Regions from separate parts of the Homo sapiens genome. Here region 1 is linked to region 2. A link is a loop called in an ENCODE intact Hi-C map of the cell type or tissue named here. Cell type or tissue: CD4-positive, alpha-beta T cell. All regions are shown on one strand. Each heading gives the region's core, and the rest is flanking DNA. Links, peaks and the distances in the headings are about the cores only.

Region 1 (15,470 bases), core at 3,081-11,080, 110 kb before region 2:
TTCAGCAAGTATTTAGTGAGCACCAACTATGTGCTATGGCCAAGAAGCAGGGATGGATAAAGCATGACCCCTAACTTCAAAGAGCTCACAACCGATGGAAAAACAAATGGGTCAAGAAGCAACTTGACACAGATTGAGCCAGATGGAGAAAGGTCAATGAGTCCCCTCGAGGAGAAAGAAAAGCAAGGTCATAACACAGAGACATGTGTAGTGACCGTGGGGCTTTAATGGCTGTACTTTGGGGTGTGGAGAGAGTGGGTAAAACTACAGAGATGCCAGATTGTAGCAATCTGTTTACTTTTCGGCTAAGAAAAATGAAGGGGGCTTTTCCAACAATTTGTTTTTGCATAGTCTGAACTGTCAACTTACTCTTTCATAGGGTGGTAATCGATCTGCTCCTAAGGGTCATTAGTCGTTTCCTCCTCTTTCAACCTGTTCTCACCTCCTCCTGTCACACAGCAAGGGCATCTGGCAGCACCAAGGCAGGAAGCCTTCAGATACATACAGTTCATACTTCACACCTAAAACAATTTCCAGTAGACACTCACTTCCCTGGCTTTTTGTGGGTAAGTGGCAGGATTTGAGCTCTTCTCTTCTAGTGCAATCTCAGAGCTTTCAGTATCTTGGGACCTTTTCCAGCAGGCATTAGCTTCTCTATCTTGGGACCCTTTCCAGCAGGCATTAGCTTCTCATTTTGCTACCCCGAAGTTAGGGGCCAGGAGATGAAGCATTCCACTCCTACAAAATGCTGGTGACTTGAAGAGCTCAAAAACAGGCATTGTACTAATTCTTCCTTCTCCTTCACATTCAGACGGCAGGCTGCCGCCCAAGAGTTAAGGGGTTCTGGTTCTCTTCAGACGCAAAGAGTGAATAGTGCTCTGTGGCAGAGGTTTGTATTTATACGTCTATGCCTTTAACAATGGTGCATTTGCTCTCAGGATCATGCTACCTGGAGTCCCTGAATGACAGTTGTCTGGAATAACAAGCAAGATCACTGACAGCCCCAGAACTGCTTCCCTAGCTATGAAATTTTGTTATATCTGTAAATAAGCATAAATATTAACTAGTCAGTAATGTTGAATTTTGTTGAATGTATAATTGGACCTAGATTTGGAGAAAAGATATTCAACTCTAATTTTGTTTCAACTAAAATTTGACTGATTAGTCTCTGCCTCTTTGTTTAAACCATTCACTCTTCCTGTAGAACCCCGTGGCCCATTAAAATCCTCCCATTTCCACCCAGTCAAGTTCCTAGACCTTTGAGTTCTCTTTTTGGTTATTGTTCTTCATCTCTTGGTGCATGTGCTTTCTAATATTTTAATTTTTTTCAAAATACTACATATATATAGTTATAAAATTCAACTAATAGCATAAGACATAATAAATTTTGAAAAAAAAAAAAGCAGCAGTCTTCTGCCACACTACACCCAGAACTGCTGTTCTGGCAACTGTTGTGCTGGCAACCACTGTCAATTATTTGTTTTTTCTCATGATACTTCCTTGATATTTAGAAATGATATATTTGTTCTGTCCTTTCTTGATTTTAGACATTAGTTATTGACTTCCTGCTATGGAGATAGGTATTTGGCTCTCTCATCCACTGTCCTCCACACTCTTTAGCCACTCAGCAACACAAAGGCCTTTCTGCCCATCCCGCCAGAGTATGTTGTAACATAGCTTTTTGCTAAACTGTATTTAACATTTATGACAATAAGTATTCACATTCGAGCCATGTAGAGTATTCAATTTCCTTCCTAACCATTCTTTGTTTTTCCTATAGTTGATAATGTCTTTCACTGGGTGCTCTGGTCCTGCTGCCTCTATTAATCCCCAGTACAACAGAGTTGAGAGGTGGGAATTTTAAGAGCCCTCATGAATTGGTTAATGCCATTATCTTGGGAGTGGGTTAGTTATTGGGGGAGTGAGTTCCTAATCGAAGGATGGGTCCAGCCCCCTCCCCTCTCTCTCTCTCACACACACAAACACACACACACACACACACACACACACTCACTTTCTGATCATGTTATGCCTTCCACCATGTTATGATGCAGCAAAAAGGTCCTCACCAGATGCAGCCCCTTGATCTTGGACTTCCCAGTCTCCAGAATCATGAGACAAATAAAATTCTACTGTTTATAAATTATCCGATCTGTGGGATTCTGCCATGGCAGCACAAAATAGACTAAGACATGTCCCTTTCTGGAACTGTGTTATCCAGGGGTTGGAGTTCCTGGGCTGATTCTTTAATGGCCTTATCTTTTCTCTTTTATTTTCATCTGTTTGTCTTTAGTTCTACTTTCTGAGAGAGTTTCTTCATTTGATTTTCCAACACTTCCATTGAATTTTAGAAGTTTTCTGCTTTTTATTTATGTATTTATTGTTACTAGGGCTCTTTCTTACTCTTGGACTTTTCAGTTTTTCTTAGGCTGGCACCCTGTTTCTGTTTTTAAGTGAAAATCTTTTTATATGTCTCTAAGAATATTGTTTGAGGGATTTTATTTAATTTTCTCCTGCTCCCTGTATTATCTCTTTTCTTCCAAGTTTCTTTTTTCCCCCTGATTCATTTGGTTTGGAGATTGTCTTTCATGTTAGAGGCCTTCCCCAAATATCTTGTGATCCTGTCTGCCCTCTTATATTTCCAAATAAGTCATTAACTACTTGATTGGAAGCTTTGTGTGTAATGGGTGATATTTGCCAATCCTCTCTGTGAATGAACTAGGAAATGAGCTGATCAACTGAGAGTAAGAAAAAGAAAGAGAAGCTCAAAGTTTCCCACCTAAATTTTGCTTTTGGTTCAGTTATTTGTATATGGTTCAAATTCTAGATTAACGTATCTAGCACTGCAGAGCAGCTTTCTGTCAAAACAAAACATAAATGTTTCTTTTATTTTAACTTTTTCTTTTGCTAACTGTTGAGCATTCTAGGAAACTTTTAGGATAAAGATTTAATTTGCTGCTTCTCTCCATCAAAAGCAGAAAGAGAAAACAGACAATGGTGTAGGCCCCAGATCCTTGTAAAACCTCCTAATAGTCTTCAAATCTTAAGAAAAAATATTCTCAACTCCAATTCATTCTTTCATTCATTCAGTAAATGTTGAAGTATCTATCATAAGCCAAACACTATTACCCTTTGGGTTTTTAGTTTTGAAAAAATATATATAGAAATAGTTCTTATCCTCATAGAGCTGAATATCTTGTGAGGGAAATAAACAATAAATAAGTAAACCAACAAATAAGTGTGCCAGGCATGGTGGTCTATGCCTGTAATCTCCGCACTTTGGGAGGCCAAGGTGAGAAGATCACTTGAGGCCAGGAGTTTGAGACCAGCCTGAGCAACAGAGTTAGATCCTGTCTCTATGCAAAATAAAAAGAAGAAAAGAAAATATTTGATGGCTTAAATGGAATTCCCCATTTAGAGATTACCTGGTGGTTTCCGACTGGTTAAGTCATTCTGAGTTGGTTTTCTGTTTGCTTGTGTAGAATCCCAGATTGCTAGGGCCGTCTCAGCCTAACAGACTCCAGATTATTTTTTTAAACATACATTGATTATGAATGAGAGGAAAGATCTACTTAAGTATAGTGGCCAAAGGCTGCTCCAAGGAGATGACATTCAAGCTGAAGCTGGGCTGAATCTAGTTATTTAAACATTAACAAAAACTTAATAATATATATGTGTGACAATAACAATGTTTTTATGTTCCATTCAATTTTTCTTAAATAAATAAGCTCCTTTTTCTTTCTGAACACTTAAAAACACACTTCAATAAAACATAAACAGATTATTTTAAACAGAAGACACATAGCAGTTTCCTGATAATTTTGAACTCAGTTTGTAAATGAAATAGGGTTTATGCCTTAATCAGTGTCAATGTCCTTCTCTCACACCAGGAAATGCTGGCCTCAGGCAGCACTCCACATGCGAACTTCTTTAACTCTGTGTCTCACAGGATGGCCGCCATCTCGTACTTCTCTTCTTGGTTTCTCCCCATGTCCAGGTGAAATCTATTCAATCCCCAAAACTCCCAGAATCAAAAAAGGAAGAAATTCTTTCCTCAGGGAGTGGGGTACAAAGGAGGCTGAATGAACAATGACCACAAGTTAGTAATTGGGAGAAAAGGAAGACAGGAAGACAGAGAAACAGGGAAAATGATTTTGAAGGAAGACAAGTCAGAGGCATGGCTGGGCTGGAGGCCCCTTCAGGTAGCCGAATGTGGGGGCGGAACTGAAATGTCCATCAGGCCCCGTAGAGAGAGGGAGACTGTGAACGTCTACAGCCAATTATCATGTCTGCATGTGTCCCACAACACCCAGCGCAGATGCTTTTTAAATACTTGTCAGACCCACATTTTTTGACACCTATTACTCGTTGTGTATTAGAGATGCAGAGAACAGTAAGAATGTGTTTTTCTCACAGTTCAGTGGAGAGCACAGACACAAAAAGCCCATAATAGAACACATTCAATGTTGTCTTTGTACAACAAAATACAGAACTCTCCCAAAGTCATTTCCCAGGGCTGACTGGAAGATGAAATGGCCAAAAAGCTAGTCAGGTGCAGGTTGTGATGATTGTAACAGTGATTTACATGAGGGGTAGAAATTTATCTGGACCTCTTCTTCATTGTATCTACAATGGTTAGAACAGCACAGGGTTCATAAAAGATACTCAGTAAATACCTGTGGCTTAAATGAATGAATAATTGTTTAAATACCTTAGATAGTGGGCAGACATCATAGGGCTTTTTTTTAGTTTTTAAAATATTTACTATTTTTGATTGACAAATCACAGCAGCATGCATTTACGGTGAACAATGTGATTTTTGATCATGTATACAATGTGGCATGATTAAATCAAATTAATTAACATATCTTCACTCACCTACCATTTTTTACGGTGAGACATTTGAAATGTACTCCCTCAGCTATTTTGAACTGTATAATACATTATTATTGACCATGGTCGCCTTCTGTGCAATAGATCTCAAAACCTATTCCTCCTGTCTGTCTGAAACTATTACCGTTTAATCAACACTTCCACATTCCCTCTCATGTCCTAAAGTTTTAAGCTAAAAAGTAACACAAGCATTTCTTAATTTAGAATTAGACCTCTGGCAGTGCAATCTGGAAGATGATTGGGAAGGAAAAGATTAAGGAAGGAAGGAGTGGTTAGGAGTTTGTGGAGTGGTCCAGGCAAGGAATAAAGGGAAAGGGTGAGCAATGGCAGGATGTGGTGGGGAAGAGGAGGGGCCCTAAATGACACTGGCATTTCTGCCTTTGGCAACAGAAAGAAAACAAGGGGAGTGGAGAAAGGCCTGAGGCACCAGTCTTGAGAAGGATCCTGATCCAAGGGAAGATGTCCCAGGAGAGAGCAGCCCAGGTGACAAAGGAGAGCAGGTTAATGTGTCAAGTGCTGGGAGAAGCCAAGGATAACAGAATTTAAAAGTGGCCAATGAATTTATCCATCAGGATGTAGCTGGAGGGGCAAATCAGCAGCAAGTGGGTGGAGAATGAATGATTGAAGATCTGGAGTCAGGAAAGACAGCTGTTTCAGAAGGCAACTGAGAAGAGGAGAGACAGGATATGTTTGAACTAACACAGTTTCCAGCCATGACCTATGACTAAGCCAAATGGGACCAGGGACACCATGAGAGGCCTCCCCTTGCCTGCCAGAAGAGCACAGCCTCAAGTGTCTCTCAGAGCACCTCTAGGCAAGGGGAGGTGGTAAGTCCTCTCTGAGAACACAGGCAAGGGGTTTCGAAGCTCTCCTCAGTGGGCTGTGCAGGGTTGAGTGTGGGTGAGGCAGCACTTTTCCTCAGGGAGTCCCAGGAATGAGCTGAATGCCTCGCTGAGTCTGCAGCAGGTCAGGCACAGAGGACCGAGGCCAACAGAGAAAAGGTGGACCGAAGCGGGCCCTGGGATGGTGGCTCCAGAGCCCTTGTCTCCTGCCACCCCAGAGACACTTCCTGCTGCCAACTAATCTGGCTCCTCCCTTTCTTCAATTGCTCCTGGATCCAAGAGGAAGAGAGGCAGGGATGCTAAGAAACTAGACCAAGGCTTGCCAGGAAGAAGAGAGTCAGAGAAGGAAAAACATTACCTGAGCAAAGGGGTCTGGTAAGGACAGAGCTGGAGCTCTGGCTGGTGGGATTCCTGGCAGTGCAGTGATAGCTCTCACTTTCCCCAGATATCCAGGGGACACTGAGAGTGGTCCCCCCATGGGACACAACTGCCCCATGACTAGGAGGCTCCCAGCTGTTCTGCACATTCTCTCCAGCCTGTTCCAGGGAGCAGGCCAGGGTGATGAAGCAGGTCCCATCCTTCATGATCTGGGAGCTGGCAAAGATGTTCAACTCCTACAGCATCTCTGAACCAAGAAGGGAAAGCTTGAGCTATGAGAAGGCTCTGGTCTGGCCAAACAGGGTAGAGGAAAGCTCAGTTTCAAATGTGGGGCCCTCCAGCCCTCCTTACCATAGACAAGCAGGGTGAAATCCCTGGTGATAATGATTGAGGAAGTATGCAGAGTTACCCAGGCTTATAGGCTTATAGTCCTGCAGCCTCAGGGGGCTGATCTGAAGAGAGTAGCTGTGGTGGGGAATGTTCAGTCATCCACTGTAGGGTCCCTGAGTCTCAGAAACCAGAACTGGTTTGTCTGTTCATCCTTGTTGTAAAACAGCAACACGCTCTCAAGAGCTCCATGTAACACTTTCTACCTCTTGCTCTGCTGGGACCTCCAGGGGCCAAGTGGCCAACTCCCCAAGGATATCTTCCCCACTGTATCTTCTCCCAGTGTTCCTGACCCTGTAGACAAAGAAGAGAACCCACAACCTCAGTGTCAGTGTCTCCCCACCTAGTCAGGAAAGCCACAGGCTCCATCCAGCTCCTCCTGTGTGAGTCCCTCCAGCCTCCCCACCAGCTCCAGTGGGTCTTCTCCTCCCACTGCCATGACCACACAGACCAACACCCACCCACCCCAGACTCCCACCCTCCCAATGGTGTTAGCCCCCTTGCCCCAGGGTCTGAAGGGAACCAGGACTTCTTCTTCCACCCTCCCTGTCAACCCCAGAGCTGCTCAGGCCCCTGGGCAGACTGAGGAGCCTGGTACATATGCAGAAGTGAGGCACTGAGATAGGGTGGGAGCTGCTGTTACTGAATGGGTTCTTGACCATGCAGGTAAAAGTTAGAGCACTGTCCCCAAGCCTCAAGGAGACACTGAGGACAGACCCTCCACAGGACACAACAACAGTCTGGGGTCCCAGGGGTGTCCAGCTGTAAGTCACACTGCCTCCTCTGCTCTCTGCCACACATGTCAATGGCATATGAGAGTGACAATGCAGCATCCATCCTCACTAATCCTGGAGCTCAGTGTGACATGAGGCCAGGCCAGCTGCTCTGTGTGTGCGAAAGGGAATAAACTGAGGACTGGGAAACTGCTCTGGGCCTCCACTTCACAGGACAGAAAATGCACGGCATTAGTGCCCAAACCTTGCATCACCTTGAATACACAGAAGGAACAGCAGAGGCAGGATCTGCCCACATCTGTTCCAGAACTTTGTGCTATGTAAGGCCATGTCACTTAACATCTCAGTTGATTTCCAGAACAACTCCATGAACTAAACAGGGAAGATGTTATATCAACTCCATTTCACAGGCTCAGAATGCTTAGATAACCTGCCCAAAGTCTCATCTAGTTAAGTGGTAAAGCCAAAATCCAAATCCAGTGAATTTGAGCCCAAAACTGAGTTTCCCAACCCTGCCCTGAATAGATAAAGGAATGCAAGTACGGAGCTGTGTTGTAATTACATATTTTCCCCGTAGGGGGCTCTGCAGCATACACTGAGCTTCCAGGTGTTGATCAAGAGTCCCAGAGGAGGTGGCTGTGTGCCTTTGAGGTTTCTCCCACTCCCTTGCACTCCCTTGGACCTGCTCCCCGTCTCCTCTTGCCCCAGGGCCATGACCCAGATATTCTTAAGTGCTCGAGGTGTCCACATTGCCATTATTTGTCCACCAGCCTCCCAGGCCAGACCCAGGAGGATTTGGGGGAGGCGAGAAGAGCAGCTGCAGACACCAGGCCTGAAACACTCAACAAAGTCATATTGCATAGAACAAGGCTACTCTGCTACTCAGCCTCAGCCCTGTGGCCCACACGACTGCAGCCCCAGGGGAAACTCAACTGTGCAAAGTAGGACCACACAGGCCCAGCGTGTCCCCCAGGAGAAGGCAGCCTGGACATCCCCACAGGTGGGTACCTTGCTGCTGGCTCTCCCCACTGTGTCTCCTATATATCAGGCCCTGGGATGCAAGCCACTTGACTTCTATTGGCCCTTTTCTCATCCAATAAATATGGCGACATACCAGAAACCCAGAGAATGAAGGCACAGGGTACAGCATCAGAATACCTGAGTTCGATTCCCAAATCTGCCACTTTCTAGCTCCATGTCATAGGTGTCTTATTTTCCCTTTCTAAGATTCCGTTTCCTTCCTAGAAATGAAAACTCCTGACCTGCATACTGGCAGGGCTGTTGTGAGGCTGCAGTGATGGGAAACACCCTGTGAAGGATGGAGCCTGACCATTAGCACTGCCTTGCCATTGGGATGTCAACCCAGAGAGAGAAGGGCTCTCTGGAAGACCCCACCCCTGATGGATTGGCACAACCCTATCCTCTACCCAGACTCCACCTGACACCATACCACACTAAGTAAGTGCTATCAGAATGACTATCAGCGAGGCCAAAGGGCCTCTCCCACCAGTTTTGGGCCCACCCTACCCTAGTGAGCAACCCAACCCCAAGTCCCAGCAACCCACTTCCATTGTGCCCTGGTCCTGTTGTGAGAAGCAGGCCATAGCCAGCCCAGGCCTGATTTATGGCAGACACGCCTTCTCCCCAGCCATGTGGACCTGACCAGAGAGCAGCCCCATCAACTCCACTAAAAGAGTGCCTTCGTCTAATAGGAAGATTTCCTATCACAGAATCCAAGAAAAATGTCTGTGAAGGTTCTCTGCTGGCCTTCCCATGTCCATCCTCACTCACCACCTGTCCCCCTCGCTCATTGCAGGGGAACGGCTCTGCCATAGCACCCTGAGACCTTGCACATCTCTCTCAGGCAAAGGTTTCAACCTCTGCTAAACTGGGTCTTGGCAAAATGCCTTGTGATCCACCCAGAACACGAGAGTTCAGGTGGCCTGTGAGGCACAGCCTTGAAGCCATCTCCCCTGGGAGGCTGTCATGAGACTATTTCCCCTGGCTCCTGGGGTTCTGATGCAGTATGGGACTTCTTGTCCTCAGAACACAGCTGCGGTCTCTAAGTCCTCTTTGCTGAAGGTAGAATTGGCCCCTCGGCATCTGGGTATTCCACAGCTCCCACTGCAGCCATCTGGCCCCTTTTGTTTCAATGTCATCTTTTCTGGTGTGGGACAAGTGCCCAGGGATCTGGAACCCTTGGCTACTCTTCCATTCGTTATATGAATAATCAACTGTCTGAATCTCAAAGTGGCTCAGCGTAGCATCTTTCATAGGCCTTTCTCGGTGCTGTGTGTGCTTGATACCCACCCCATTGCTTCCTTTGTAGTTTCTCCTGCTAAGATTTTTTAAATTTCTTTAAGGAATTTGATAAGAGCATCCCTCTGCATCTGCATAGGCCTTTCCAAAGCACTTTCATATGTTTTCACTCTCACAAAAAGGTATTGTTCCCATTTTAGTAATGAGGAAGCTCCAGGCCACAAGAGGAGGTTGTGGAAAAACTCAGTTCTCAGGGCCTGAAATCCCATTCTCTGACCACTACTGTCCCAAGAACTCTGCTTCAGGTGGTCTAGGGTAGGTCCTGAGGCTTGACATTTTTCAGGAGATTCTCTCTGGCAACTCTAACTTACATATCTTTAAAAACAAAAAACAAAACAGTGCGCATAAATTAGTCTTGCAAATTGCGAATGTTACTAAAGCTGTAGAAATGACTGAGAGGCTGACACTGCCTCACCCACTGCTGCCATCTCTAAGACACCCACTATAGACTTGCAGATGGTACTCCCAGGTGAGGGTGCTGCAGGAAATCCTCAGGTTAACATGGGCTCGGTAGGGCCCTGTATCCTCCCAGCTCAGGTTGCTGATCTACACGCAGGGATAAACCTGGACTCATGACACTCAAGCGACCCGAGGACCAGGTTTCCGCTTGGTAAAAGATGTCTGGGCCCCCAGCTTCTCCCATGGTTACTGTGGTGATCTCCATGGGGACCGAACGCGATATCCAGGAGATGGTCGCCACCTCCTGTCCAGAGCGATATCCAGGAGATGGTCGCCACCTCCTGTCCAGAGCGATATCCAGGAGATGGTCGCCACCTCCTGTCCAGAGCGTCTGCAGGGGCAGAATGACAGACCCTCCTAGGTCCCAGTGACCACTAGGGGTGCTGTGGTCCCTCTGGAAGTCCCTGGTCCTGCAGACACAGAACAGAAGCTTCAGGGGGTAGCCTGACTACGCCAGAAGGTCACAACAGGCCTGAGAGGGGATTATTATCCCCATTTTATAGACGGGAAAACAGTGACAAAGAATTTAGGTGACTTGCTCGAGACCACATCCCCATAAGGCTTTGTCCAGTCACTTCTGAAACAGATGTCACATCCTCTGAGGCCTAGCCAGGATTCCTGGGAACACATCTTTCTAGAGCAGGAGAACTTGTGGTGTGCTGGCCAAGCCAGTTTAAGGGTGCTCAGGGGGCAGCTGTTGGGATCCCAGCCTATACTTAAGAGGAGAGTGTAAGCACTGGGGAACCAGTCAGACTGCCCGAGTTCAAACTTGCTCTACCAGGTACTAGCTGTGTGATCTTGGGCAGGTGCTAAAACTCTCTGAATCTTGGTTTCTTACCTGTGAAAAACAGGAAAGGCCATCTTCTAGGATTTTGTGAGGGTTAAATGAAATAATGCAAGTAAATACTATTCACTATTAGTATTCACTATAAGTATTGTGAATTATTATAATTCACTTCAATCCACTATTAGTATTATTAAAGGCACTTTATATCACTGGAATAAATTAGTGAATGCACCTTGTTTGCATCCTCACCAAAACCAGTCAGAACTCTTGTAGAGCAATTTTGAAAACCACTCCTCAGTAGCATGACCTATCTCTGTCAGAGTATTTCTGCAGCACAGACATGCAGTCCCAGGAGGCAGAAATGCTGAAGCTGACCAAGGTCTACTACACACTTTTCTCTCTGTACAGCTGCGTACAGAGAGAAAAGGCAGCATGGGGTCTAGGGTTTGATTTCAAATTGGAATCTGGAAGCACTGGCTACATAACTACTTCTTAGACTGGGTGATGAGGGTCCTTGCCAAGCTGAACTGAGGGGTCCTGTGACAATAGCTGTGGTCACGAGGAGTGGGAGGGTGTTTGCTGTCTTGTGAGGGTGTGTGCACCAAGCCAGGGGACATGCAGTGTCCTGGTGCACTCACCAGACTCCGCTGGCTGGCCCAATGTTATGTTCTTCCATGGAACTAACTATTCTGGCTCTGCCTGGAGTGGGCAGCAAGAAGCATCCCACACAGGGTGTTGCTGACACCAGATAGATATTCCTCTCCCCAAATACAGCCCAGGCCTGAAACCTAAGCTGGAGGTATTCCACCTGGAACAAGCAGCTTTGCCCCCGGCTTGTACCCTCTAGTGTGGTAACTCGCTAGACCGGTTTCCATTCTGCTTCCTTGTTACAGCCTTATCTGAGCTCTATACTTCTGGTCCAGCCACGCCTTCCCCTTAGTTTCCTTTGGCCTGTGCTTTTGTTGAATTGTTTTGTTTCAAGCATTTACTTCATTCTGCCTCATACAAATAGCTGTGCTGTGTGTCTTTCCCTAGAGCCCATGAGCAACCCACGGAGAGAAGTTGGGAGGGAATTAATATCTGAGTAACAAGGTAAAGTAAGGCCAGCGGTTTAGCCTCATAGTTAGGTGTAGTTGGGGGAATCCAGTGAATCCTGTTTCTGGATTCAAGGGAGGAGGGGAAAGAGACAGAGAAGGATCAAATGCAGGGCACAAATCCCAAAAGCCAGACACTTTGCCAAGCATATTATGCACATTACTTTCCTTAACCTTCCCAACAGACTTGTAAGGTAGGTATTCTTTTATCTCCACTTTATAGATGGAAGACCATGAGACTCAAAGAGCTTAAGGAACTTGCCCAAAGTCACCAGCTAGGAACAGCAGAGTACCGGTTAAAACCCAGGTGTGTCTGTCCCCAGAATCAAGGCTCTGTTTACTACACCAGCTGCCGGCAGCAGGCCTTCCCATGCCAAATTCTTTCCTGTGTCACACTGTCACCCGCTTTTCCCTAGCCACACACAGCATAGGACCTGGCACACAAGAGGACTTAACTGATGTTTCTAGAACTGAACTGAGGAACTGTGAACATTTTTAAGGCCACACTTGTCTTACTCAATCTCTTGCCGTGGGCCCAAGAGATGCCCCTGTGCTCAGTGATTACCAAGGGCCTGGCCCAGATGCTGTGGAGGGAGGAAAACACCGATATGCATGCTCCACAGTGGAAGAGGAAAAACGCAGGTGTGAGAAACATTGCAGTAATCCAGCTTCTTGGTTTCAGTTCTGTCTTTGGTCAGGGACACTGTGGTTCTCTGATACACTCCTTGTTGCTCCTACCCAACAGCACAGTTGGGCTGTGCTGACTTTCAGTTTCGCAGATCACTGGAATATGCCACGTAATCTCTCTGAGCCTCAGTCTATCATCTATAAAATGGGTGAAATGCTACCTGCCTTGTCCATATCACAAGACTGTTATAGGGATCACTTTTTTTTTTTTCGAGATGGAATTTTGCTCTTGTTGCCCAGGCTGGAGTGCAATGGCACGATCTCAGCTCACTGCAACCTCCGCCTCCTGGGTTCAAGCAATTCTTCTGCCTTAGCCTCCTGAGTAGTTGGGATTACAGGCATCCACCACCATGCCCGGCTAATTTTGTATTTTTTAGTAGAGATGAGGTTTCTCCATGTTGATCAGGCTGGTCTCAAACTCCCAACCTCAGGTGATCCACCTGCCTCAGCCTCCCAAAGTTCTGGGATTACATGTGTGAGCCAGTGCACCTGGCCAGGGATCACGTTTTTAAAGATTTAAGTTAAAGTTCTTGATGAACTATCAAGGTTTAAACACATCTAGGGGATTCATCAGTTTATTAAAGGAGATCCCTAAAGGCTGGGGTGAAAACAACCCTGAACGCAGGTGACTCTAAGAACAGAATGTGGGGGAGGAGCCAAGATGGCCGAATAGGAACAGCTCCGGTCTACAGCTCCCAGCATGAGCGACGCAGAAGATGGGTGATTTCTGCATTTCCGTCTGAGGTACCAGGTTCATCACACTAGGGAGTGCCAGACAGTGGGCACAGGTCAGTGGGTGCAGCACACCGTGCACGAGCCAAAGCAGGGCGAGGCATTGCCTCGCTCGGGAAGCGCACAGGGTCAGGGAGTTCCCTTTCCTAGTCAAAGAAAGGGGTGACAGACGGCACCTGGAAAATCGGGTCACTCCCACCCGAATACTGCGCTTTTCTGATGGGCTTAAAAAACAGCGCACCAGGAGATTATATCCTGCACATGGCTCGGAGGGTCCTACGCCCACAGAGTCTCGCTGATTGCTAACACAGGAGTCTGAGATCAAACTGCAAGGTGGCAGCGAGGCTGGGGGAGGGGCACCCGCCATTGCCCAGGCTTGCTTAGGTAAACGAAGCAGCCAGAAAGCTCCAACTGGGTGGAGCCCACCACAGCTCAAGGAGGCCTGCCTGCATCTGTAGGCTCCACCTCTGGAGGCAGGGCACAGACAAACAAAAAGACAGCAGTAACCTCCGCAGACTTAAATGTCCCTGTCTGACAGCTTTGAAGAGAGCAGTGGTTCTCCCAGCACGCAGCTGGAGATCTGAGAACAGGCAGACTGCCTCCTCAAGTGGGTCCCTGACCCCTGACCCCTGAGCAGCCTAACTGGGAGGCACCCCCCAGTAGGGGCAGACTGATACCTCACACGGCCGGGTACTCCTCTGAGACAAAACTTCCAGAGGAACGATCAGACAGCAGCATTCGCGGTTCATGAAAAACCACTGTTCTGCAGACACTGCTGCTGATACCCAGGCAAACAGGGTCTGGAGTGGAACTCTAGCAAACTCCAACAGACCTGCAGCTGAGGGTCCTGTCTGTTAGAAGGAAAACTAACAAACAGAAAGGACATCCACACCAAAAAGCCGTCGGTACATCACCATCATCAAAGACCAAAAGTAGATAAAACCACAAAGATGGGGAAAAAACAGAGCAGAAAAACTGGAAACTCTAAAAAGCAGAACACCTCTCCTCCTCCAAAGGATCGCAGTTCCTCACCAGCAATGGAACAAAGCTGGATGGAGAATGACTTCGACGAGTTGAGAGAAGAAGTCCTCAGACGATCAAACTACGAGCTACAGGAGGAAATTCAAACCAAAGGCAAAGAAGTTAAAAACTTTGAAAAAAATTTAGACGAATGTATAACTAGAATAGTCAATACAGAAAAGTGCTTAAAGGAGCTGATGGAGCTGAAAGCCAAGGCACGAGAACTACGTGAAGAATGCAGAAGCCTCAGGAGCTGATGCGATCAACTGGAAGAAAGGGTATCAGCAATGGAAGATGAAATGAATGAAATGAAGCAAGAAGGGAACAAACAAAGCCTCCAAGAAATATGGGACTATGTGAAAAGACCAAATCTACGTCTGATTGGTGTACCTGAAAGTGACGGGGAGAATGGAACTAAGTTGGAAAACACTCTGCAGGATATTATCCAGGAGAACTTCCCCAATCTAGCAAGGCAGGCCAACATTCAGATTCAGGAAATACAGAGAACACCACAAAGATACTCCTCGAGAAGAGCAACTCCAAGACACATAATTGTCAGATTCACCAAAGTTGAAATGAAGGAAAAAATGTTAAGAGCAGCCAGAGAGAAAGGTCGGGTTACCCACAAAGGGAAGCCCATCAGACTAACAGCTGATCTCTCGGCAGAAACTCTACAAGCCAGAAGAGAGTGGGGGCCAATATTCAACATTCTTAAAGAAAAGAATTTTCAACCCAGAATTTCATATCTGGCCAAACTAAGCTTCATAAGTGAAGGAGAAATAAAATCCTTTACAGACAAGCAAATGCTGAGAGATTTTGTCACCACCAGGCCTCCCCTAAAAGAGCTCCTGAAGGAAGCACTAAACATTGAAAGGAACAACCAGTACCAGCCGCTGCAAAATCATGCCAAAATGTAAAGATCATCAAGACTAGGAAGAAACTACATCAACTAACGAGCAAAATAACCAGCTAACATCATAATGACAGGTTCAAATTCACACATAACAATATTAACCTTAAATGTAAATGGACTAAATGCTCCAATTAAAAGACACAGACTGGCAAATTGGATAAAGAGTCAAGACCCATCAGTGTGTTCTATTCAGGAAACCCATCTCACACGCAGAGACACACATAG
Region 2 (15,470 bases), core at 2,536-10,535:
GTGGTGGCTTATGCCTGTAAACCCAGCTACTTGGGAGGCTGAGGCAGGATAATCGCTTAAACCTGAGAGGCAGAAGTTGTGGCGAGCCTAGATCGTGCCACTGCACTTCAGCCTGGGCAACAAGAGCAAAACTCTGTCTCAAAAAAAAAAAGTGTGTAACGCCTCCCCTGCCTTTGCTCCTGCTCCTGCCATGGGAGACACCTCACTCCTTTTTTGCCTTCTGCCATGATTGGAAGTTTCCTGAGGCTTTCCCAGAAGCCGAAGCCGCTATACTTACGGTACAGCCTGCAGAACCATGAGCCAATTAAACCTCGTTTCTTTATAAATTACCCAGTCTCAGATATTTCTTTTTCTTTCTTTTTTTTTTTTTTTATTGAGACAGGGTCTCACTCTGTCACCCAGGTTGGAGTGCAGTGGTGTGATCTTGGCTCACTGCAACCTCCACCTCCCAGGCTTAAGCAGATCCTCCCACCTCAGCCTCCCAAGTAGCTGAGACCACAGGCATGCACCACCACACTCGGCTAATTTTTGTATTTTTTGTAAAGACAAGTTTTGCCATTTTTCCCAGGCTGGTCTCAAACTCCTGAACTCAAGAGATCCACCTGCCTTGCCTCGCAAAATACTGGGATTACAGGCGGGAGCCACCATGCCTGGCCAGTATTTCTTTATAGCAGTGAAAGAATGGACTAATTACAACTGGTATTCTATTTAAAATCTTTGGAATTTGTCAATCCCACCATTCAGGATTCCTGAGCCTTAACATTTCAACCACAAAAAGGATGGCCTGAGTGAGGTTTCTAGAAGGTGATGTCCAGGACTGTCCCAGCAACTCCCCAGTGCAGTGTGTATCTAGGCAAACCATGGCTAGGGTTGGGGAGGTCCAGGTTTTCTCTGAAATATAAACCTCAGATGAAGGAAAACAACACCTGTGTTTCTCAAGGAATCTCAGCTCTAAAGACTTCTACACAATGTTTCAGCACACAAGCCTCACCCCAGCTCCAAGCGATTGAGTGTTTTCTCACAAAGGCTGAACACCCAGTAATGGTTCTTTTGAAGCCTCACCCCTTGATTTTGGTCTTCAAAGTGACAGGATATGTATACCTGGACAAAAGTTCCCATGGCCCTGGCCCCTGAAGCTCAGCAATGAGCAAGAGAAGGTCACACTCCCACACACGTACACACACACCCCAGTCATACCACACTCAACACACTCACACATACCAACACACACGGACAAACTCGACCTTACTCACAGGTCCCTGCAGTCCCCACAGAGACTCACGTGCTCAGTGTTACATCCGGTGACCCTCATTCCAGCACACAAGGCGTTGGCTGCTCTCTCGTTATTAAATACCCTGAACTGAACAAATCCCGCAGTGAATTCCCCTGAAAACAAGAGGCAGAAAACAGCATTCAAGGAAGATGCTAGAAATTGCTTTCCTTAGGCCAGCCCAGAGGCTCTCGATGCCAAAGCTCAGGCTACAGCCCAACACTCCAGCTGTACTGGTGGAGCCCAGCACCCCTGTGGCCAATGGCTGCTACATCCTGGCCTCAAACTTAGCTAAGAGGGACCTTTTCCCAACCCCAGAGATGAAGAGCTGGTCCTCAGAGAGGGCTCCTCATCTGCCAGAGGCTTGTGAAGAGAAATTCAACTCTGCAGGAAGATCACCACTGAACATCTCCAAGGGCTGAGTTGCAGAAATTAACAGATGTATTCACTCTGTTCCTGTTTACATTTTTCTTTTCTCCTTTATTTTAAAATCTCAACTCCAAAATGTAAATAATAACAGCTTTGAGTTCTATAATATATGCTCAGCCTCTGCGGAGCGTACTATGCTACCAACTTTGGCTTCACACAAAATAAACTCACAATAGAAAAAAAAGTCTCGCCATTTTTTTGGTTGTTCTGTGCACATGGACCTGGCCTGGTCCTAACAAGCTCCTGCAGGGCTGAGAGTGGGTTGTTAGGAGTAAAGAGTCTGGAGTCTGGAGCCTGGCCGGGCGTGGTGGCTCACACCTGTAATCCCAACACTTTGGGAGCCGAAGGGGGCGGATCGCCAAAGGTCAGGAGTTGGAGACCAGCCTGGCCAACATGGTGAAATCACATCTCTACTAAAAATACAAAAATCAGCTGGGCGTGGTGGTGGGCACCTGTAATCCCAGCTACTTGGTAGGCTGAGACAGGAGAATCATTTGAACCTGGGAGGCACAAGTTGCAGTGAGCTGAGACTGCGCCATTGCACTCCAGCCTGGGCAACAACAGCAAAACTCCATCTCAAAAAAAAAAAAAGTCTGGAGCCAAATTTCCTCACCCCAGTTGCTGATTCTTCCACATATGCCTTGTGATCTTCACAAGTTTCTAAACCTCTCAGTGCTTCAGTTTCCTAAAATGAGGTTAATAAAGTTCAGATCTCAAAGGCAGCCATGCAAATCAAGTGGGGCAATATAGGGAACATTACAGGAGAGAACCAAGCTTCAGTCCGATGCATAACTGTTACCTAGCATAGTTGAATGTATTCCCTTTCCTACCAGGAGTTCAGAGGATCATTAAAGACTCACGCTGGCCATAGGGTGAGTAATAAGATGCTGTTTTCTGGGCGTCGCCAAAATCATAGACCACAGGGATCACCGGGCCGTTGTCAGTCCAACACTTTCCTTCTCCATATTTCACTGGATATTTCTACAAAGAACACAGAAAAAGTCATGGAGTAAAGACAATAGCTTTGCCATTACCAGCATCTCCTGGGATGCTGCCATTCATAGAGGAGAAACAATGCTTTCTCAGTAACTGAGATTACTTCAAAACCAGTCAAAATAAGAATCTTTCCATGACACTGCTGCCAGTTAGGCGAGAGCTGTGCTTCTGCGGCAGCCTGGACCACTTCATTATCTCTCTCTCCTTCTCCCTGACCCATCCACACTCTTCCTGCCCCAGCTGTCCTCTCCAATAGGTCCCTTCTCTTGCCTGGCTTAGAATTCCTAAGAGAAGCAACAGAAGCCATCAGCAAATCTGGGTTAGAAGAACATGGGAGACAGACCCATTAAAAAATGACTCCTGCCCAACCTCTAACACTTGCTTCTCTGTACACCCATGAAAACCAGTCCCAGCCAGCAGCCTTCTGTACCTGGTAGATGCCAAACAGATTATGTCCCAGTGTCTGGAGGAAGCCAGTGTCCGTGCGGTACCTCAGCAGGGAGCTGTTTCTCCAGTGCTGCATGGGGGACTTATTGGGCACGTGCCAGATGCCCAGGTCCTTGGCCTGGATGTCGTAGTAGCCAGGGTTCTGGAAAGCAACAGACACTGAGCCTGACTGGGCCAGGAGGTCCCAGGAGGCAGAAGGTCCACACATGCAACTTCAGCTGGACTGTGAGAGCTCTGGACTCCAGATGAGCAGATGGCCAACCATACTCAGACACCCCACTCCCAGCCGATGATCCCACCACACCCAGGGCCCTAACAGCCTTGTTAGGAGGAAGTTGTGATTCAAAGTGTAAATTGGCTGGGTGTGGTGGCTCATGCCTATAATCCCAGCACTTTGGGAGACCAAGGCGGGCAGGTCACTTGAGGTCAGGAGTTCGAGACGAGCCTGGCCAACATGGTGAAACCCCATCTCTACTAAAAGTACAAAAATTCGCTGAGTATGGTAGTGGGCGCTTGTAGTCCCAGCTACTTTTGAGGCAGAGGATCACTTGAACCCAGGAGGCCGTGGTTGCTATGAGCCGAGATCACACCACTGCACTCCAACCTGGGCAACAGAGTAAGACTCCGTCTCAAGAAAAAAAAAAAAAAAAAAAAAGATATAAGTATTTCTCTCTTCTTCTCCAGCCCATCCCACACCCCTACCTTCCAGCCATCCCTCCTGCAGGCTTGTGGCCAGCCACACTCCACTCCTCACCCTCACCCGAGTGGGTAAGAAGTGGCACCAACCTTGTAGTCATCGCTCGTGGCCGCCTCTGCAGATCCAAAGGTGTTGTAGTTGGCCCAGTTGCCGTCCCCCTCTGGGTAGACTGCTTTGCTGCCCTGCTGACTGGACCAGCGATCGCCCACCGTGCACTTCCCACGCATGTCATTCTCGTGCACGCTGGCCACCAGGGTCCAGCCGCCACCCCCAGAGGTCATGTCACAGAAGGTCTGGTAGATAACACCATTCTCAGTGCGGAGAAAATACAGGCCATCTGTAGAGAGAACCAGCCCAGAGCCTCCCTGTCTGAGAGCTGAGGGTTCATTTCAGCCCCATGACAAGAAAGGCCCTAGGAACCAGAGACATGGCCTAAAGGCTCCTGTCCTGACTCACATCACTAAGTGCTCCCAGGGGTACTGGGGCCTCCCTGAGTTCAGAAGATCATGCTCCTGTAACTGAGGCAGAACATAGAATTGTATAAAATCCCAGTGACATTTTTCATAAAGTTAAACATGGAATTATTGTATGACCCAGCAATTCCACTGCAGGTCTATCCCCAAAAGAATTGAAAACAGGGCCTCAAGCTGATGCTTTTACACCAGTGTTCATTGCAGCATTAGTCACAAGAGCCAAATAGAAGAAACAATTCAAATATTCACCAACAGGTGAATGAATAAACAAAACATGGTGTGTGTGCATATATGTATCTGCAGTGGATAAAAGGGAATGAAATATCCATGCTACAGCATGGACAAACCCTCAAAACACTGTGCTAAGTGAAATAAGCCAGACACCAAAGGACAAATACCATATGACTCCAATTACATGAGGTAACTACACTAGGCAAATTCATGGAGATAGAAAGTAAAATGCAGCTACCAGAGACTGAGGGAAGAGAGTTATTGCTTAATAACTCCATGTTATTTTTTGTTTTGTTTTGTTTTTGTTTTTGTTTTTGAGATGGAGTCTCACTCTGTTGCCCAGGCTGGAGTGAAGTGGCACTATCTTGGCCCACTGCAACCTCTGCCTCCTGAGTTCAAGCGATCCTCCCACCTCAGCCTCCCAAGTAGCTGGAATTACAAACATGTACTCCACACCCAATTGATTTTTGTATTTTAGTAGAGACAGGGCCCCACCATGTTAGCCAAGCTGGTTTCAAACTCCTGGCCTCAACTGATCCACCCCTCTCAGCCTCCTAAAGTGCTGGGATTACAGGCCTGAGCCACCGCACCCGGCCCCTCCATGTTATTAAGTACAGAGTTTCTGTTTGGGGCACTGAAAAAGTTCTGCATATGGATAGCTGTGATGGTTGCACAACCTTGAAGGTAATTAATGCCACTGAATTGCACACTTAATGTTGCTTAAAATGGCAAATCTTATGTAAATTATAATATACATATACTTTACCATAATTTTTTAACTAAAAGACAAAAAGACTCCCAGAAGACACAATCCTGATACCCTGACTGAGCTCTGTTTGAATGTTTCATCACTCACCAAATGCACTAGGACATTCGTCTTTGATTTCCTTGCAGCTTCTGGGCAGAGATGGAGACGAAGAACAGGTCCATTCCTTGAAGTAAGTATTAGCCTCATCTAGGGAATACACAGGGTTTATTCTCATTCCCGGTTTGACACAAAACCTACCCTCTCCTATCACTAGTCCCACGCTCATTCCACCACTGTAGCAGAACCTCGCTGCCCGGGTGGTAAGGCCTGAGACAGCCAGTGTCATATCCACTCAGCCCATCAGTGTCACATCCACTCAGCCCATCGGCATCATATCCACTCAGCCCATCCGACCTGACAGCCAGCACAGGCTTAAAGTCTGCCTCCCGCCACAAGACCTGTCCTTGTGCTGGGTCCTGCCCTAAGCACTGAGTAATCAAAGACATTAAAGTTCCCCAGCAAGAGCTTGCCTCTAGAGGGAATTGCTAACAAGTCAACAGAAAATTGTATTGACAAGAATAAATGGTAGAAGAAAGGCAAACTCAAGAGAACAAAAGAAAGACTCTGAGGTAACAGTGGAGAATGGAAACGCCAGACAGTAAGCGGGGCAGTTGCCTGGGAGAAGAAGGCAAGACGGGTTGTCTCATGTCTTAGTCACAGAAGACCTTCCAGTCCAGGTGACATCTTAGCTTATTCTGAGAGAATAAACATGATTTATCAGTAGGAAGCCAATCCAAGGCAGGGAAAACAGCATATCCAAAGGCCTAGAGAAAAAAAAAAAAATACAGCGTAGTCCAGCTGTAGAACTACAAGCTGCTTAATATGGCTGAAACATGGGGTGTGAAGTAGGGAGTGGTGAGACTAATCTCTACTCCAAAAAGTCTGCAAACTATTCGAACAGTCTAGGGGAAAGCTGTGAGGTCAGAGGTGACTGACCTCAGTTTCCTCATACCTAAAACACAGTTAATAAACAGTGCTTTTGCAAAGATGAAGTAAGAAGATATTTCGAAACAGCCTTTTCTTTAAAAAAAAAATTTTTAGACGTGAAGAAAAATATAAATTTTAAAATGTCATTGTTATTCTTGTTGTAGAGAGGAAAACTGTGGAGAGAACATTCTCCAGGCACAAAGCAGACCATGTAGTTCCCATGGAAATCCCACAGCCAAGGCCACAGGAGTGGGCAGTGGCTGGAAGGTGACACAGTTCTTGCCACAGCCCCCTCAGGGCCACACAAAAGCACAGAGCCTGGACCCAGGACATGCCTCAAGCAATACCTTCACTGCCACAGGCCAGATTCCGCCAGAGACCAGAAATCGGCACTCAGTCTACATGCAAGCCAGCCGCTGTGCATCTCAAGGACATGCTCTGTGTCCTGGGAGAGACCAGGATCCCGGAAGTCATCCAGCTGAAGGAACTGCTGTCCCTAGCAGCGTGACTCACCTGTACTCCATCCTCTGGTGGTCGCTATGAGAAACAGCAGGAAGCTGAGTTGGTTCATTGTAATCTAAAGAAAGCAAGATGAAGGTCACCATCTTGGCCATCATTTTTCTCTACATCCCTGCCCCACCCCTGTCCAGTCTTACAAAGACTCCAAAACCCCTTGCCTTTTGTTTAAACTTCACACATCTCTGAGACCAAAAGCAGACCTAAGCTGAAAACAGGATTCCCCCAACTCACAGACCTTGTCTGAGTCTCAGCTGCACTTTCCTTGGGTACAGAGAGCTCCTTCACTCCCTCCCTCCACTGCGCCCTGGAGCTCAACAGAGTGCAGCTTTCTCCAAAAACGCTCCTGATGTGGAATGAGGTGCAGAAAGCTTTATGGAGGAAGCCCAGTGGGGCCAACCAAGGTTTCCAGCCTCACCCTCCCCTGGCACAATGCCCAGTGCAGGGGAGGCTTCTGGTTATCTCGGGGAGGTTATTTATACAGTGGAATTAACAGGTTCTAAAGAAAAAACCAATCCTAAGAATCACCTGCTAGCGTTGTTCCTGGATCTGGGGGTTTCATGGACCTGTGTCAAGTAGGAAGTAGACGAAGAGATTAACAAGAGTTGGTGTTGGTTTTGGGTTTTTGTGCCTTTCTTTCTTGCAAAATAAAAACTTTCTCTAAATTAAGCATCTGTTGGCTTGGCACATTGGCTCAAATCCCAATACTTTGGGAGGCCAAGGCAGAAGGATCACTTGAACTCAGGAGTTTGAGACCAGCCTGGGCAACATAGGGCAACCTCTTCTCTACTAAAAATAAAAGTAAAAAAATTAGCATGGCATGGTGGTACTTGCCTATAGTTTCAGGTGGGGCTGAGGCAAGGCAAAAGGGTAACTTAAGTCCCAGAGATAGAGGATTCAGTGAAATATGACCGTGCCACTGTACTTCAGCTTAGGTATCTCAAAATAAATAAATAAATGAAATTAATCATTGGCCATAATTATCAATTCATAGAAATAGAAAAAGGAAATTTTAACAAAATGGGAAAGTGATCATTTCTGAATAAATTGGTAAAAAGGAATGGAGGGGAAAGAGATACAAAACACACAAAAAAATACGAATAGAAAAGTTTTAAAAAATATATAAATCTTTAGTTTGAATAATTTAGTTTCACACAAAGACTCACTACTTTGTCTTTAATTTTGTCATTTTGCCACAAACGAGGGAAAATTTACTACAGGATTCATTTGAAACTGAATCAATACGAAACCTCTCTGCTGCTTCGAACCTCCTGTCTTATTCCTGCTCCTATGTCATGAAGTTCTCAAATGCTACCCTGCAGCTGTAATAGAATTACTCAGTTCTTCCCCAGTGATATCATACATTTAATACATAATGTCATTATAGCATTAATAATACTGCAACCTTTTCTTACAAAGATTGTGAATATCTTTTTTGTTAAGCTAATATTTCCTATTTGTTGGTTCAAAGTACTGATTTGCAAAAAATACTCACATATTGATAGAAGAAAATAAAATAGCACCCAAGAAGAAAAACTGCAAAAAAAAGTTATACTTTTGTAAATTTAAAATCTATTAGAAGCTATTTGCTCTGTGTATCTGGAAAATAATTAATTAAATAAAATTAAATGTATTAGAAACTAAATTAACTCATCAGTATAGGTAACAAAATGAACATACCCAGCTTTCATATTTACAAACAACAACCTCTTAGAAATAGAGGTCTCAGCCAGGCGCTGCGGCTTACACCTGTAATCCCAGCACTTTGAGGGGACGAGGGTGGCCAATCACTTGAGGTCAGGAGTTCAAGACCAGCCTGATCAACACGGTGAAACCGTGTCTCTACTAAAAATATAAAATTAGCTGGGCACGGTGTCAGGCGCCTGTAATCCAAGCTACTCGGGAGGCTGAGGCAGGAGAATTGCTTGAACCCGGGAGGCAGAGGTTGCAGTGAGCTGAGATCGCACCATTGCACTCCAGCCTGGGCAACAAGAGTGAAATTCCATCTCAAAAAAAAAAAAAAAAAATAGAGGTCTCTAAGTTTACAGTTCACAATAGTAAATACATGTATATAAAGTTAACACCAAGGGCCCAAGATCTAGAGAAAAAAATTAAACATCCCCTCAGTTGTTCATTACTGTGTGTAACTAACCACCTGAAAACTTTATGGCTTAATAAAACAGTAACATATTTGCAAAAATAAAAAAAGAAAATATACACTTATACTACTTTCTTTAGTTGATTCTAAGACACTTTTTTTGTATTTTGACATCTTTAATATCATTATGCATCTCATCCTTAATGGTACATGATGCCATCTAATAGACTGGGAAAACAGTACATCCATTTTAAGGACATTACCCCTTCTAACCATCATCATCCAATCAGTGATTGCGTCCCATTGATTCTACCCCTACTTCCTCTTGAATCTGTTCCCCACACAACTTCCTCCAAACCCCACTGCCCTGGACATTTATTTAGTTCAGTCTGGTTCCTTGTAGCTGTAACTAATAGAAACCCCATCTCAAAGTGGCTTTTCTAAAAAGTAAATCTATTACCTCATGAAATAGAAAATCGAGAGAGAGGGCAAGATCCAGGCTTGCTTGACAGCAGCTTCTCTTTATTTTATTTTATTTATTTATTTATGTTGAGACAGGGTCTCACTCTGTTGCCCAGGCTGGATGGAGTGCAGTGACACAATCTCAGCTTACTGCAGCCTCAACCTTCCAGGCTCAGGTGATCCTCCCACCTCAGCCTCCCAAGCACCTGGGAATACAGGCACACACCACCACACCCTGCTAACTTTTGTATTTTTGGTAGAAACGAGTTCTCACCATGTTGGCCAGGCTGGTCTCGAACTCCTAGGCACAAACAATCCTGCCTCAGCCTCCCAAAGTGCTGAGAGTATAGGTACGTATGTGACAGTATAGATGTGCATGAAGATAGAAGAGTGTGGAAGAAAGCCCCTCACCACCAACTCACTCCAGCCCCACATCTACATCTCCAGTGACTTGGAGAAGGTTTGTTGTAAAATTACACATACAGAGAAAGATATAAAACATTAAATGTGCAGTTTAATAAATTACAAGAAAGGCAAATACCTGTGTAATTATCATCCTAGCTAAGAAATGAAACTTTAGCAGCACCCAGAAGCTTCCCATATGCTGCTTCCAGATAACAGACCTCTCCCTTCCCAAAGGTAATTACTGGCCTGACTGTGATGGAAATCAGCACTTCCTTGTGCCCATACCACATTGTTCCAAATATTTTAGATTGATAAAATGTCTTGATATCCAGTAGAGCAAGGCTTCTCACTTTGCTCTTCTTTTTTGGTTATTCTTGGTCGTTTACCTCTACACATACACACACACACACACACACACACACACACACACACATGCACACACCCTTTAGGATTTTATTGGAATTACATTGAATCTATAGATCATTTAGAAATAATTTACGTCTTTAAAATATTGAGTGTGGCCTGTTTCTTCATTTATTTGTGTTTTTATTGCTTTTTCGTATCTTATAGCTTCCTTATAGGGATTTTGTGTATGATTTGCTATTTGTTCCTTAGTATTTGACTTTTTTTTTCTTTTTTTAGACAGGGTCTCACTCTGTCACCCAGGCAAGTGATTCTCCCACCTCAGCCTCCTAAGTAGCTGAGAACACAGGTAAATATCACCACGGCCAACTAATTGTTTTATTTTTTGTAGAGATGGGATCTCACTATGTTGCCCAAGCTGGTCTCAAACTCCTGGGCTCAAGCAATCCTCACACCCTTGGCCTTCCAAAGTGTTGGGATTACAGGCGTGAGCCACCATGCTGGCAGTGTTTGACATTTTTGATGCTATTATAAATGCCATATTTTTGAAATTTTATTTTCTAATTGTTTGATGCTTATATATAGAAATACAACTGATTTCACAAATATATATATATTTGTGAGATATATATATATTTGTAAGATATATATATATCTCAATGACAGCACAGGAAAGACAAAGTATCAAAATAAATATAAATTTTCAGCTTGAATAAATTTAGTTTTATGAAAAATAATATTTTTTCTTACTTTTCTCATTTTGCTACAAACCAATGAAAACACTCTTTTGGTGGGGGGTCATTCTAGAGTAGCACTGGCCCCCAGACTACATTTTGGAATCACTGATCCAGGACAAACTTCCTCTGATGCTTCAATACCTGCTTTGCCATTTCTGTCCCAGTGTCACTCCTCAATTTCCTGAGCATAAATGTCACTCATGCCTCTTCTCCCTCAACAATGGGATGGATCACTTCCTGCCCGGTGTTGCCACATCCCTTATGCCCATTATTATCTTAACACGATAACATGACCTTTTCACTGTTTACATGTTTCTCACAGCAGTTCTTAAGAAAAGGTTTATGAGGCACCATATTTGTTAAGCTAATACTTTATTTGTGGAGAGAAAATATTGAACTATATATTTTCAGATATATTAACAAAAGGAAATAGACTGTATCTAGGTCCAAGACAAATATTCGATTTTTTTTTTTTTTTTTTTTTTGAGACATGGTCTTGCTCTGTCACCCAGGCTGGGGTGCAGTGGTACAATCATGGCTAATTGCAGCCTTGACCTCCTGGGCTCAAGCGATACTCCCACCTCTGCCTCCTGAGTAGCTGAGACTACAGGCACATGCCACCACACCCAGATAATTTTCTAATTTTTTTTAGAGATGGGGTCTCACTATGTTCCCCAGGCTGGTCTCTAACTCCTGGGCTCAAGTGATTCTCCCACCTCATTCTCCCAAAGTGCTGGGATTATAGGTGTGAACCACTGTGCCCAGTCCAAATAAAATTTATGCTTCTTATAAAACTATGTCTAACACTTTCATATCTCTGATATTGAGTGCATCCTTCATTCAATGGCATATCATAGTTTGTATTTCATCTTGAGTGGTACATAAAACAATGGTGCATTTTATACCTTAGATTTGGTGAAAAAATGCTAGCTCTGACATTAGCATAGAGTTGGTACTCTGAAATGAGAACTCCCTGCAAGCCCATAGGCTTGAGCTCCAATCCAAGATCATGTACTAGACATGTGACATTGGGCAAACCACTTCATCCCTCTGGACTTCAGTTTTCATGCAGTAAAATGTGAATAACAAGGCCAGGTGCGGTGGCTCATGTCTGTAATCCCAGCACTTTGGGAGGCGAAGGCAGGCAAGTCACTTGAGGTCAGGAGTTCGAGACCAGCCTGGCCAACATGGTGAAACCCCATCTCTACCAAATAATATAAAAAGTAGGTGGCTGTGGTGGTGCGCAACTGTAATTCCAGCTACTTGGGAGGCTGAGGCAGGAGAATTGCTTGAACCCAGGAAGTGGAGGTTAGAGTGAGCTGAGATCTCGCCACTGTGATCCAGCCTGGACAATGCAGCAAGATTCCATCTCAAAAAATAAAAATAAAAATGTGAGTAACGAGCTCTACCTCACAGGACTGTTGTGAGGAGTGAAATGACAAGAGCAAAATGAGAATGTACATGAATATGTGAAAGGTGTGATTATCATTAAGAAAGATTATCTCAAAAACCTGGATTTCTCTTTACTACCACTGCCATCAGCAGCTCACCTCAGCTGGGAAGCCCCAAACTCAATCAACAGGTGTGTATAGCACCCATATTTTATTCTTCATGGATTTTTTACTTTCCTATTTGGCCTGTGCAAAAGCCCCCTTGCTTTACATAAGCCCTTCTGCTACATACTAAGGTATACTTACACACTGCATTGCTTATGTGAGGATTCAGAAGATATTTATTGAAAGACAGAATGATAAAATGTTTACAACTCCAAGAATAGACCTGAAGTGGACCTATAACCAGGGTCTGCTAGAGATTAAATGATTAAATGAAAGTGTTTGGTATTCTAGGAGACTGCTAGAACCAAATTTAAAAAACAAAATCCCAACATGCTTTCATGTTAAAAGCCCTCAACAAACTAGGCATTGAAGGAACATACCTCAAAATAATAACAGCCATATATGACAAACCCACAGCCAACATCATATGGAATGGGCAAAAGCTGGAAGCATTCCCCTTGACAACCAGAACAAGACAAGGATGCCCACTCCCACCACTCCTATTCCACATAGTGCTGGAAGTCATAGCCAGAGCAATCAGGCAAGACAAAGAAGTAAAAGGCATCCAAATAGGAAAAGAGGAAGTCAAACTGTCTCTGTTTGCAAACAATATAATTCTATACCTAGAAAACCCCACAGTCTCTGCCCAAAATCTCCTAGATCTCATAAGCAACTCCAGCAAGGTTTCAAGATTCAAAATAAATGTACAAAAATCAGTAACATTTCTATACACCAACAACGTCCAGGCTAACTGCCAAATCAAGAATGCAATCCCATTCACAATTACCACAAAAAGAATAAAATATCTAAGAATATAACCAACCAGGGAGGTGAAAGATTTCTACAATGAGAATTACAAAGCACTGCTTAAAGAAATCAGAGACAATAAAAAACAAATGGAAAAACATTCCATGCTCATGGATAGGAAGAATCAATATTGTTAAAATGGCCATACTGCCCAGAGCAATTTACACAATCATTGCTATTCTTATCAAACTACTGATGACATTCTTGGCTGGGTGCAGTGGCTCACGTCTGTAATCACAGGACATTGGGAGGCTGAGGTGGGCAGATCACTTGAGGTCAGAATACAAAATACAAAAATACAAAACTCAGCTGGGTGTGGTGGCCCATGCCTGTAATCCCAGCTACTCAAGAGACTGGGGTAGGAGGATTGCTTGAGCCCAGGAGGTGGAGTTTGGGACCAGCCTGGGCAACATGATAAAACCCTGTCTCTACTCAAAATACAAAACTTAGCCGGCTGTGGTGGCACATGCCTGTAATCTCAGCTACTCAGGTAGGAGGATCACTTGAGCCCAGAAGGTGGAGGTTGCAGTGAGCCAAGATAACACCACTGCACTCCAGCCTGGGTGACTGAGGGAGATTCTGTCTCAAAGAAATTAATTAGTTTAATTTAATTTAATTCATATGGAATGAAAAAAGAGCCCAAATAGCCAAAGCAATCCTAAGCAAAAAGAACAAAGCTGGAGGCATCACATTACCAGACTTCAAACTATAGTGAAATGCTACAGTAACTAAAACAGCCGGGTACTGGTACAAAAACAGACACATAGACAAATGAAACAGAATAGAAAGCCCAGAAATAAAGCCACACACCTACAACCATCTAATCTTTGACAAAGTTGGCAAAAAACAGCAAAGGGTAAAGGACTCCTTATTCAATAAATGGTGCTGGGACAACTTGATAGCCATATGCAAAAGATTAAAACTGGATCCCTTTCTCACACCATATAAAAAATCAACTAAAGACAGATCAACTAAAGATTAAATGTAAAACCCAAAACTATAAAACCCTAGAAAAAAGCCTAGGAAATACCATTCTAGACATAGGTCCTGGCAAAGATTTCATGATGAAGACACCAAAACCAGTTGCAACAAAAACAAAAACTGACAAATGGGATCTAATTACGGTATTTAATAAAGAGCTTCTGCACAGCAAGAGAAACTATCAACAGAGTACACAGACAACCCACAGATATTTGCAAGCTATGTATCTGACAAAGGTCTAATAGCCAGAATCTATAAGGGACTTAAAAAATTTTACAAGAAGAAAACAACCCCATCAAAAAGTGGGCAAGGTGTGGGAGTCACCAAGATAGCTGAATAGGAACACCTCCAGTCTACAGCTCCCAGTGTGAGTGAAGCAGAAGATCGGTGATTTCTGCATTTCCAACTGAGGTACCGGGTTCATCTCACTAGGGCTTGTTGGACAGTGGGTGCAGCCCATGGAGCAGGGTGGAGCATTGCCTCACCCAGAAAGTGCAAGGGATAGGGGATTTCCCTTTCCTAGCCAAGGGAAGCTGTGACAGACGGTACCTGGAAAATCGGGACACCACCATCCTAATATTGCACTTTTCCAACGGTCTTAGCAAACGGCATACCAGGAGATTATATCCCATGCCTGGCTTGGAGGGTCCCACACCCACGGAGCCTTGCTCACTGCTAGCATAGCAGTCTGAGATCGAACTGCAAGGCCACAGTGAGGCTAGGGGAGGGGCGTCCACCACTGCTGAGGCTTGAGTAGGTAAACAAAGCAGCCTGGAAGATCGAACTGGGTGGAGCCCACTGCAGCTCAAGGAGGCCTGCCTGCCTCCGTAGACTCCACCTCTGGGGACAGGGCATAGCTGAACAAAAGGCAGCAGAAACTTCTGCAGACTTAAACGTCCCTATCTGACAGCTTTAAAGAGAGTAGTGGTTCTCCCAACATGGAGTTTGAGATCTGAGAACGGACAGACTGACTCCTCAAGTGGGTCCCTGACCCCCAAGTAGACTAACTGGAAGACACCCCCCCAGTAGGGGCCGACTGACACTTCAAACAGACAGGTGCCCCTCTGAGATGAAGCTTCCAGAGGAAGGATCAGGCAGCAACATTTGCTGTTCTGCAATATTTGCTGTTATGCAGCCTCTGCTGGCAATACCTAGGCAAACAGGGTCTGAAGTGGACCTCCAGCAAACTCCAACAGACCTGCAGCTGTGAGTCCTGACTGTTAGAAGGAAAACTAACAAACAGAAAGGACATCCACACCAAAACCCC

The links. Peaks named below come from ENCODE experiments on the same cell type or tissue, not always from the same donor. Only the 100,000 strongest peaks of a DNase experiment are listed, where the experiment ranks them.
Region 1: it touches region 2 in a loop (8-fold over the local background); 8 of 110 quality-filtered maps call a loop at or near these places.

The regions. Positions count from the first base shown.
Region 1 is chr1:160,769,855-160,785,324 of GRCh38, forward strand. It overlaps LOC105371470 (a long non-coding RNA gene), which reads right to left. Exons shown (of 3, transcript NR_188636.1): 2 at 6,465-6,794; 3 at 2,856-6,360. Among named protein-coding and RNA genes, the nearest start is that of LY9, 19 kb to the right of the region's middle. RefSeq lists enhancers at 7,559-7,608, 7,929-7,998, 11,461-11,962, 12,633-12,792. In CD4-positive, alpha-beta T cell, for the core only: CTCF peaks have their summits at 7,815 (motif pointing right) and 10,429; DNase peaks (open chromatin) are centred at 7,827 and 10,397.
Region 2 is chr1:160,878,029-160,893,498 of GRCh38, forward strand. It overlaps ITLN1 (intelectin 1), which reads right to left and starts at 7,152. Exons shown (of 8, transcript NM_017625.3): 1 at 7,033-7,152; 2 at 6,792-6,855; 3 at 5,400-5,498; 4 at 3,929-4,176; 5 at 3,126-3,284; 6 at 2,560-2,680; 7 at 1,283-1,386. The coding sequence starts at 6,849. In CD4-positive, alpha-beta T cell, for the core only: CTCF peaks have their summits at 6,777 (motif pointing left) and 6,977; a DNase peak (open chromatin) is centred at 6,783.